2 separate regions of the Homo sapiens genome follow, and region 1 is linked to region 2. The links are chromatin contacts, found by Hi-C or POLR2A ChIA-PET in ENCODE. All regions are on one chromosome and are shown on one strand. Each heading gives the region's core, a stretch centred on a gene start or an enhancer-like site at or near the end of the contact. The rest is flanking DNA. Distances are from core to core; before and after follow the strand shown.

Evidence for each region. A loop is a pair of places that touch in the nucleus more often than their neighbours do. ChIA-PET counts read pairs that join two places held with the same protein, here RNA polymerase II (POLR2A).
Region 1: a map of OCI-LY7 shows a loop between it and region 2 (4-fold over the local background). The contact joins two enhancer-like sites. A Hi-C loop is called at or near these places in 1 of 168 maps with a recorded cell type or tissue (OCI-LY7). POLR2A ChIA-PET finds 5 or more read pairs at or near these places in 7 of 52 experiments (AG04449, BJ, HEK293T and 4 more).

Annotation. Positions count from the first base shown.
Region 1 is chr6:150,183,142-150,188,040 of GRCh38, reverse strand. The region is part of intron 1 of PPP1R14C (protein phosphatase 1 regulatory inhibitor subunit 14C); the gene reads right to left. Among named protein-coding and RNA genes, the nearest start is that of PPP1R14C, 43 kb to the right of the region's middle. Within about 2 kb of position 2,085, at least 5 of the 41 ENCODE cell types and tissues checked have a DNase peak (open chromatin) inside an H3K27ac peak, as active enhancers do; they include OCI-LY7, where a contact is called at or near this core.
Region 2 is chr6:150,271,781-150,276,598 of GRCh38, reverse strand. All of the region lies in intron 1 of LOC105378054 (a long non-coding RNA gene), which reads right to left. Among named protein-coding and RNA genes, the nearest start is that of IYD, 95 kb to the left of the region's middle. RefSeq lists an enhancer at 2,509-3,009 and a cis regulatory region at 4,208-4,818. Within about 2 kb of position 2,543, at least 3 of the 41 ENCODE cell types and tissues checked have a DNase peak (open chromatin) inside an H3K27ac peak, as active enhancers do; they include OCI-LY7, where a contact is called at or near this core.

The DNA of each region.
Region 1 (4,899 bases), core at 836-3,335, 88 kb after region 2:
TTTTTACATTGTTGAGTCTTCTGTGTGAGTGAAAAAATATTGAAAAGGATCAGATTAAATGTGATGTGGTTATTCGGTGTAACATATATCTTTGGGATTAAAACAAATATTGTGAAAACCAATCAGTTGTAGAAATACAAATCATGCCAAGAAGTAAAGCATGTAAAAAATAAAAAACAATGACTAAGTCAAGTACCATTTAACTGTGGTCAAGGAATGTAAATCTTGTCAAGATCCTGTAGTCAAAAAATATAAATCGTTCTATCATAAAGACAGTGCACATGTATGTTCACTGCAGCACTATTCACATTAGCAAAGACATGGAATCAACTTAAATGCCCATCAATGATAGACTAGATAAAGAAAAGTTGGTACATATACACCATAGAATACTACGCAGCCATAAAAAGAAAGAGATCATGTCCTCTGCAGAAACATGGATGGAGTTGGAGGCCATTAACCTTAGCAAACTAATGCAGGAACAGAAAACCAAATACCACACATTCCCAAAAGTAGAAGCTAAAAGATGAGAACACATGGACACACAGAGGAGAACAACACACACTAGGGCCTTAAGGGTAGAGGGTGGGAGGAGGGAGAGGATCAGGAAAAAGTAACTAATGGGTGCTCATCTTAATACCTGGGTGACAAAATAATCTGTACAACAAACTCCCATAACAAAAATTTACATATATAACAAAACTTCACTTATACCCCGAACTTAAAAGTTGAAGTTAAAAGCATGCAAACACACACACACACACACACACACACACACACACACACACACACAGAGAAAGAGAAAGGCCAAGGTGGGCAGATCACCTGAGGTCAGGAGTTCAAGACCAGCCTGGCCAACATGGTGAATGAAATCTTGTCTCTACTAAAAATACAAAAATTTGCTGGGCATGGTGGCAGGTGCCTATAATCCCAGCTACCCAGGAGGCTGACGCAGGAGAATCTCTTGAACCCAGGAGGCGAAGGTTGCAGTGAGCCAAGATTGCACCATTGCACTCCAGCCTGGGCGACAAGAGTGAAACTCCGTCTCAAAAAAAAAAAAGACTAAGTCAAGCATAACTTAAAAGAAAAGTCAAACCTGACCACCCCACACCACTGCTTCCATGGCTCCTCACTCAGCTGAAAATTCTGACTCCCTGGCTTGGCCCACAAGGTCCTCCTGGTTGGACCCCAGCAACTTCTCCAGCTTTGCCTCATTCTTAGCAGCCACCCCCAGCTGGTATCCATTTCCTGAACTTTCTCCCCCTTTCTTCCCCAGGCTCTCAGTGCTCAGTCTTTGAGTCAGCCACCTACTGGTCCAGGCCGTCCCCAGCTTCAGGTCATCCCCCGCCTCAGGCCCTGACCCCACCTTGGCCTCTAGCAAACACTGTTGGTTGGCTTCTCCCTCTCTGAGCCGCCATGATGTTTATCAACCACTCTGGAGCCCCGGAAGCCCAGGTCCTGACACAGTGTGCAGAGGCGCTGCTCCCCAAAGCTTTTCCAGCTTCAGATTGTCAAAATCAAGTTGACAGGATGTGGAGCTCACCTATGCAATGACAAGCCTATGGATCAGTCAGTATTGAAGGTCACATAAAGTCCAAACACACAGCAGGGCTCAGCAAAAGCCCAGTGGAATAACTGAGTTTGCTGAGGGGACTGTCCGGTAACACACTCCCCTCTGAGGCCCAGCTCTAAATTACGCAGGGCATTTGCTCTTCAGACCAACAGTGGAATTATATCCTTCAAAGTGGATGGGAAAATTGCTCCTGAGGGCTTTTGAAGACCATACCTAGAGGAACCGCCTGTTTGCTAAGCTTCCTGGAATTAATGTCTTTTCTCCCTGATTAAATAAAACAATTAATTATCGGAACTGAGGGTGGAGATGTGGCAAGGGGCATTCCTTTTTAGAAGCCCTGAGAACAGTGGGGCCCCACTCCATTTATCGCAAACCCATCCTTGGTCACGGGAGCATCAAAGACCAGGCACGAATATTCTGGTGGCCTCCTTCCAGCGACAGGGTAGGGCTGGGCTTTGCTGCCCCTCTGAAGTTGGGTGTGACTAAGGGACTTGCTTTGCCCAGTGAACTCTGATGTGAAGTGATGTGTGCACTTCCTGGTAGAGGCTTTAGGAGCCGATAGGTGCCACGCCTGACCCTTGCCTGCCTTGCTAGTCATGGCCACATGTGTCTACACAGAGCCTCAGCAGCCTAGGTCCCTGAGTGATGGTGAGGGTAGAACCCCTACATCAGCCAATATAAGCTACACAGCACGAGTGAGAATATGACTTGCTCGGTTTAAGCCACTGAAAGTTTGGGTCACTCCTGAGTGTAACATAGCCTCGCCTATCCTCACCGACACACAGAGCTGATTTGTCACTGCTTGCTGGAATAATAAATGATCATCAGCTTCCTAATACAGACAGGGAGGCCGCAGAGCTATTATGCAGAGGTAGCCTTCACTCTGTGGAGCCCTGAGCCCTGCACCCAGCAGCCAAGGGTAGGCAGAAACACAGCATCTTCCAATCACACACATCATCTGTCAGACTCTATGCTCAGTGCTAGGAATATGGTAGTGGACTGTTGCTGGAAATTCCTGTGGTTAATGCAAGGATGGTCCCCATGGCAAGACGAGCAGTCAGGAAATCGATGAGGTAGCTGGGAAGGGCAAAGAGTAAAGGGCAGATTGCAGGAGCCTTGCAGGTCTGTGTGACTTTCATGAGACATGGTCGGTGTCAGGCTGACTACTGCTAGGCACTTCTCTAAGGGTTTCACCTGCATTTAACCCCTTCATCCTCACAACTACCCTGTAAGAGAGGCAATACCATTGTTGACATGTTATAGATGAGGAAATCGATAAAGAAAGAAGTTGAGTAAATAATGGACCCGTTGCAACCCAGTCAAACTGAAAAGCAGGAAGTGAGAATGCTACTACATCAGAAATAGAGGATAGTTAATAACAGCCGGAAATTAAAAGGGGGAAAGACCTGTAACTAAATGTGATAGCCAGGAGCCAACAACAGATGGTATGTTTAGGTGAGAAGGTCCTGGCTGCCCAACCATGGGCATGAGGGAGTGAAGGGAGAATTAGTCAATCCCACTGCCAACAGATGAATAAAGCCATAACTTCATGATCAAGCATATCTCAGCCAGGCTATACGGCTACCCATGTGTGTCCAGCTTTGGTTTGTTCAAATAGATAATTTCATTCATTCACCAACTCATTCACAAATCTTTCTGGGCACCAGCCCTGTGTAAGGCACTGTGTCTTACACTCCAGGACACAACAGTAAACAAAATCATGCGGTGGCTGCTCTCAAGGAGGCTTTCAATCAAGGGGAGAAACTAGACAGACTGGGAGTAAGGACCCACTGAGGGCAAAAGAGAGGCCACTTGTCCGCATTTTTGGCAGAGAGAAGTCCAAAATATGCTTAAAAAGTGCTGTCTCCAAGATATAGGTATAGTAACGACAAAACACAACATGTGGCCATGAAGAGGATGGGGTGGGGGAGGGGACAAAAGGGATATGTTCTGAGAAATGCATCCATAGGTGATTCTGTCATTGTGCAAACATCACAGAGTGAACTTACACAATCTAGATGGTACAACCTACTCCATGCCTAGGCTGTAGGGTATGGCCTATTGCTCCTAGTCCACACACCTGTGCAGCATATGACTGTCGTGCCAGATACTATCTACCAGGAGGTGGCTGGATATCCCCTTCCAAAGGAAGTTAGGCTCGCCTAGGAGCAAGAGGAGGTGGTATGATGGAGACGGCCCCTCCATGCTCCATTTGTGCCTTAAAAGCACAAAGACATGATTGGTCACAGGCTGAGTCCCTCCTATGCTCTCATCACATCCTACCTGGGATACTCGTTCTCCACGCGCACTTGGATGTGTGACTACACCTGCAAATTAGTTGCTAAGGAACCCACATATTAACTTCTGAATCTATGACAGAGAATAAAATAACATTCAACTTGCCTGATTAGCTCACGGGGTTGTCACAACTAATCCTTCTTCAAAAACCAAAAGAATCACTCACCTACCATCAATAGGAACTCCTTAAAACTTGGGAAATATGTGAACTGTCGGAAAGTAAGCGTTACACCATAGCAAGTCTCTGCTGTTTCTCTCAGATGTTTAAAATAAACATGCTTATAAATATACATCAACATGAGATTCTATATAAACCACTGAAACTTTTGTTTCACTTGCTCATCTTAAGAAATGTCCCAGTTTGGGCCGGGCACGGTGGCTCACGCCTGTAATCCCAGCATTTTGGGAGGCTGGGTGGATCACGAGGTCAGGAGTTCAAGACCAGCCTGGCCAAGGTGGTGAAACCCCATCTCTACTAAAAATACAAAAAACTAGCCAGGTGCAGTGGCAGGCGCCTGTAATCCCAGCTACTTGGGAGGCTGAGGCAGGAGAATCGCTTAAACTCGGACAGTGGAGGTTGCAGTGAGCCGAGATCGCACCTTTGCACTCCAGCCTGGGTGACAGAGTGAGACTGCGTCTCAAAAAAAAAAAGAAATGTCCCAGTTTGGTGACTTGGTAGAACCCGCAGTCAGATGTTAACCAGGTTCATAATAACTTTCTCTGTACTACGACATTTGGAAGCATTTTTCTGAACACTGAATTTCCCTGAAGTCCTAACACAAAATATGTTTATTTTTTATTCTACTTCCTTTTTGTACAGGTGGAGCAATAAAGTTGAATTTACATACCCGTTTTGACCAACTCATTTCCTCTTTATAATTTCAGGGATGATTGTACTAAAGAAAATTCAAGTAAACTTTATGACTAACATCAGCCAGAATTGCTTGCTAACAGTCCGAGATAACTCACTAAAAAAAAAAAAATCCCCTTCAAATATGAAAAGTCTAATTTGCCATAGCAATCATGAA
Region 2 (4,818 bases), core at 1,294-3,793:
TCCATTTTACAGAGCAGGAGACGAGACAAGGGAGGCCAGCAGTTGCCCAAAGTTCATAGCTAAGTAGCGGTAGAGCAAAGGCTGGCCCCTCAGCCTCCTCTGGGCTGAGAATTACATGGCAGAAATATACATCTCTCCTCACTCCTCTTATCAAACTGGCCAGAGCCACAGAGTTTATCTTCATTTACACTGACCATCTCATATTTCTTCTCTTAAGAAAGTGAGCGTTAGATTGTGTGCCCAGGATAGTCTGGTATACATTTTTGTTCAATTCCACTGCATCCTTTTCACTCTCAACATTATGTGGTTTGAATAATTATATGGTCATCCTAGGGGTTAGCCTGTCAAACAGGGTGAAGGAGTGAAAGTGAGGGGCAGGACTGCTAGCATCTGCCAGGCCTCAGGGACAAATACAAGCTAAGGTGTTCTGGGATCTGCTTTAAGACTGCAGGTCCACATTCGATGGCTTGAAACATGTGTTAATAATGCACTGGTTTGGCCAGGCGTGGTGGCTCATGTCTGTAATCCCATCACTTTGGGAGGCCGAGGCGGGCGGATCACAAGGTCAGGAGATCGAGACCATCCTGGCTAACAGGGTGAAACCCCGTCTCTACTAAAAGTACAAGAAATTAGCCAGGCATGGTGGCGGGTGCCTGTAGTCCCAGCTACTCGGGAGGCTGAGGCAGGAGAATGGCGTGAACCCAGGAGGCGGAGCTTGCAGTGAGCCGAGATTGTGCCACTGCACTCCAGCCTGGGCAACAGTGCAAGACTCTTTCTCAAAAAAAAAAAAAAAAAAAGCACTGGTTTTATTCTCCAAGCCATTGCCATAGGCATCGATGAAGTTGAAAGGGTCTTTTGTCCTTTGAACTCCCCAGTGGTTTTCTCTGTGCACACAAGGCTCAGTGCTGGTTTCCAGTCCGAGCAGCTCAGCAGCAGCCTCAGGGCATGAACTGGCACCTTCAGCACATCTGTACCCACCGCTCCAACAGCCGCAGGGCCAGAGACAGTGATGTTGCATGGTCTAGAGAAAACCCTTGCCCCCTCGGAGGTATGGCTTTGAAATGGATTGTTCTGTAAGAAACAGAAAGGCTAGAAATGTTTACTTGGTGCTAAAAAACAAGGACCTAAGTCTCACGAGAAGACTCCACACACTCCTGAGTGTGACTCCAAGCATTTTAACATCTAGTTAATAAAAGCAGGAAGGAGGGGGAGGGACACGTTGTGAGCAGATTTCCAAAAGCATGCCCTGGGGATGGGGTGGGGACAGGGGCTGGTGAAATGCAGATTCCTGATCACCACCTGAGATCCCCTGGTCTTCGAGACGGCATCGGTACAGAGAACCCCAGGTGATTCCAGCATACACCGAACATTTGGGAGACTGACTGAGGAACGTTTTTCAATATACTCTGACCATTCCTGTCTCTTCCTGCCTTCTTTACTGCCTTGAGGTTGCTTAATGGGCTTTCTTCCCAGAGCTGAAGGTGAGATCCTTGAAGACAGATTTTGATTAATGAAAGAAAGAATCAATCAACAAAAGAAAGGCAAAAAAGGAGCAAGGAAGGAAGGAATCAATTACGTGAACGTGGATCCCAAGAAGAATTTCAAGCTGCTTTCGCTCAACAGCCTCCCCACTTTCCTCCTTAGGTGATGCAGGAAATTCACGTGCATCCTGGGTTCACATGATCCAGAATCACGCGTCTCCACCCTATATCCTCCCAATAGGTTCCAAGTCGAATCTCTCCACGGCCTCGCCATCTGCCTGCAGCCTTGTCCATATAATTCCACAGCACCTTCAGATGTCTTTTTCCACAGTGCCATGAAGTGGAAATTAGGAAACACCAAGATTATTCTGTCACAGACATATTTGCTAGCCTTCTCTTTAACTGATTGACACGGGGGAAAGTGCTTTCAGTTAGCTTGCTATAGAGTGGGACAAGAAAGCCACGTAGTCATAAACATGTGCCTTTTAAAAATCAAATCCTACAACCAGTACGAGCCTGATGGATGCAACGTCAGCGACTGCTCAATGGCTTCTCTCTGGAAGGTGCTTTTTGTCCCCAGGCGGCTGAAGGTCATAGCATTAATCTGTTCTCCAAACCCTCAATCTTAGGCCCCTCTCCTCCCTTCTGGTTTCTTTCTTTCCCAGCTCTGTTTCCTGGATGCTCTGACTGTCAGCAATAACAAGGACAAAGGTAGGGCAAGGGACCTAAAAGGACGAAGGAGTGTGGAGGAGGAGGAGAAGCGCTGGGGTGGCTGTTTCACCTTCAGCACACACTCCAGGCTGCTCTGACGGAAAGACCCAGGAAGGCCATTCATTGCAGACTTTTCTCACCCTGCCAAGCTGGACAGCTCGAGAACAGGCCATGGAAGTGGTTTCTCCCCTGAGACCATCATTTCAAGACCTATTTGCCCTTTGAGGCTACCCACGTGTGACCCTGGGAGATGTGTGTGGCTATATTTCACCTCAAACCCTAACCTCAGCAGCTGTGCTGTTTGGTTGCTCAGCCGCGGAGCAGCAGGTGGCCTTCTGCTGTTACCCATGAAGGGGTCAAGCTAGGCCAGGCCTGCTGGGAGCCCAGTGAAGATTTACTGGCAGTGATGCCTCCAACACTTCTTTCTCCAGAGCGAGAGCAACAGCAGGTGAGGCATCCATGACCAGCCTGTCACTTTCCTCGGGGAAAGAGAAAGGAAGCCATATGCTGACCTTTCGTGTGCAGAAGTAGCACAGTCAGAGCATATGTCCAGGAGCTGCAGAGACGCCATACGCATAGCACAGCCTTTGTCCAAACACTTTTCCAAGAATAAAAAGACTTCATTAATGCAATGCACTCCCTCACACCCCCCAGACGCCAGCTAGCCTCTTGATGATTTCACCGGCCAGTTTCTTTGTTGTCTGGAGAAGGTTGTGGGCTCTTCTGTCTATCTTCCAGATAGTGGAGGCCAGATGGGCAATAGACTAAGAATAGGGGCTAGCACTGCAGCAGTTTTGTTAAGCTAGCTATACAAAATAGAACTTTCTGGCTGGACACAGTGGCTCACGCCTATAATCCCAGCACTTTGGGAGGCCAAGGCGGGAGAATTGCTTGAGCTCAGGAGTTTGAGACCAGCCTGAGCAATAAAGCGAGGCCTCCATCTTTACAAAAAAAGAAAAAGAAAAAAAATTAGCTGGGCATGGTGGTGCATACTTGTGATCCCAGCTACTAAGGAGGCTGAGGCAGGAGGATCACTTGAGCCCAGGAGTTTGGGTTGTAGTGAGCCATGATTGCACCACTGCACTCCAGCCTGTGAAACAGGGTGAGACCTTGTCTCAAAAGAATAAAAAATAAAAATTTGTTGATGGAGTAATGAATATTGCAGTGGAAAGCAATGATATTGTCCAAGGTTGAGTCTCTGCAAGAGAATAGATCTGTATCTGCAAGATGAGGGCCTCGATCACATGTATGTAGATGTGGACAGACAGGCTGACTCATGCTCAGGTTGTTTTTAAACGCCTGTGGCTTTAGGGGGAAAAAGACAAAAAGAAGGAAAAGTGCCCAGATTTGACAGTGTGTGGTACAAGTTTAGGTGAGTTTTTTCTTTCTTCCTACAGGATAGATTTTCCAATATTCCTATAGGATAGATTTTTCCAGTCTCCTATGGCAAGCGTTTGTTACCATCATAATCAGAAAGAAGATGACACAGTGTCCCAACACTGGATTTACTATAGTCTACACCATGCAAATGAATTAACTCAGTGTCAGATGCCTCATCAAAGGTGGGGGAGAACAGGCATGGTTGAGTCATTCCCACAAATCAAGCAGTTGGAATCCATGAAGAAACTGTCTTCCACAGCATCAGAGCACCTTCCGCCAGGAACGTGCCTGAACCCGCCTGGCCCTGGAGGTAAAGTTTAGAAGCAGAGACTGGTTAGGAACCAACCAGCCACACTGAGACACCAGCTAAACGCCGGTTTCCATAAACCTCTTTAGGAGCTTAGGAACTTCAATTTTATTGACCATCAACCATCCAGTCTTAGATAAAGGGTCAGGGAGCAACATTTGAAGAGGAAGAAAGGGAGATGAATGGGCTCCCTCTGGCCCATTCGATTCTGTGCCTCTGACCCAGAAAACTGGTCATTGTCAGCTCTTCTCTTGGGGCTTGCCCCAGCCTGGATTAGCAAATCATTTCTGCAAACTGTGAATGCCTTGAGTACAGATTTGCTGGGATGTGGGGTTTGGGGAGGAAGGTAGAGTAGAGGATGTGTGCTCAGACCTTTCTGGGTAAATATATTAAATCATGTCTGTTTAAAATAGAAAGCTAGTGAGAATGTTCCCTCTTGCCAGCTTCCAGCATTGATCTTTCAGGGCATACACTGAACAAGGAATATCTAGGTCTTCTTCAGGGCAGCCAGTATTTTTACCAGGGCAGCCCTGATGACGTCACTGGGAAAGTTCCTTTTTCTATTTTCTTTTAGTCCCTTTATCTACAGGCACAGCTGCTTAATGAAACCAGAAGGCCTGGGATGGCACCAGAGCTTACTGACCACTGACCAAAGAGCAGAGGAAGATAAGATGCCACAAAACCAGCACAAACCGGAATAGATGACCCTTAGTTGCCTTCAGATCATTAACATATCATTATAATGCTAAAATTTCCTCCCCCAAAGGAAAATCTCCACCATTTTGTGTACAGGTGATATATGAACATATATATTTATGAATTAGGCATATCTGGAGTCCCGCCCTGCACATGCAAACACGCTTCTCTCGCCCTGCACCTGGTCCTTAAAACCCCACACCTTCTATTGTTTGGGAAGAAGCTACCTTTCGAGTGAGAGCC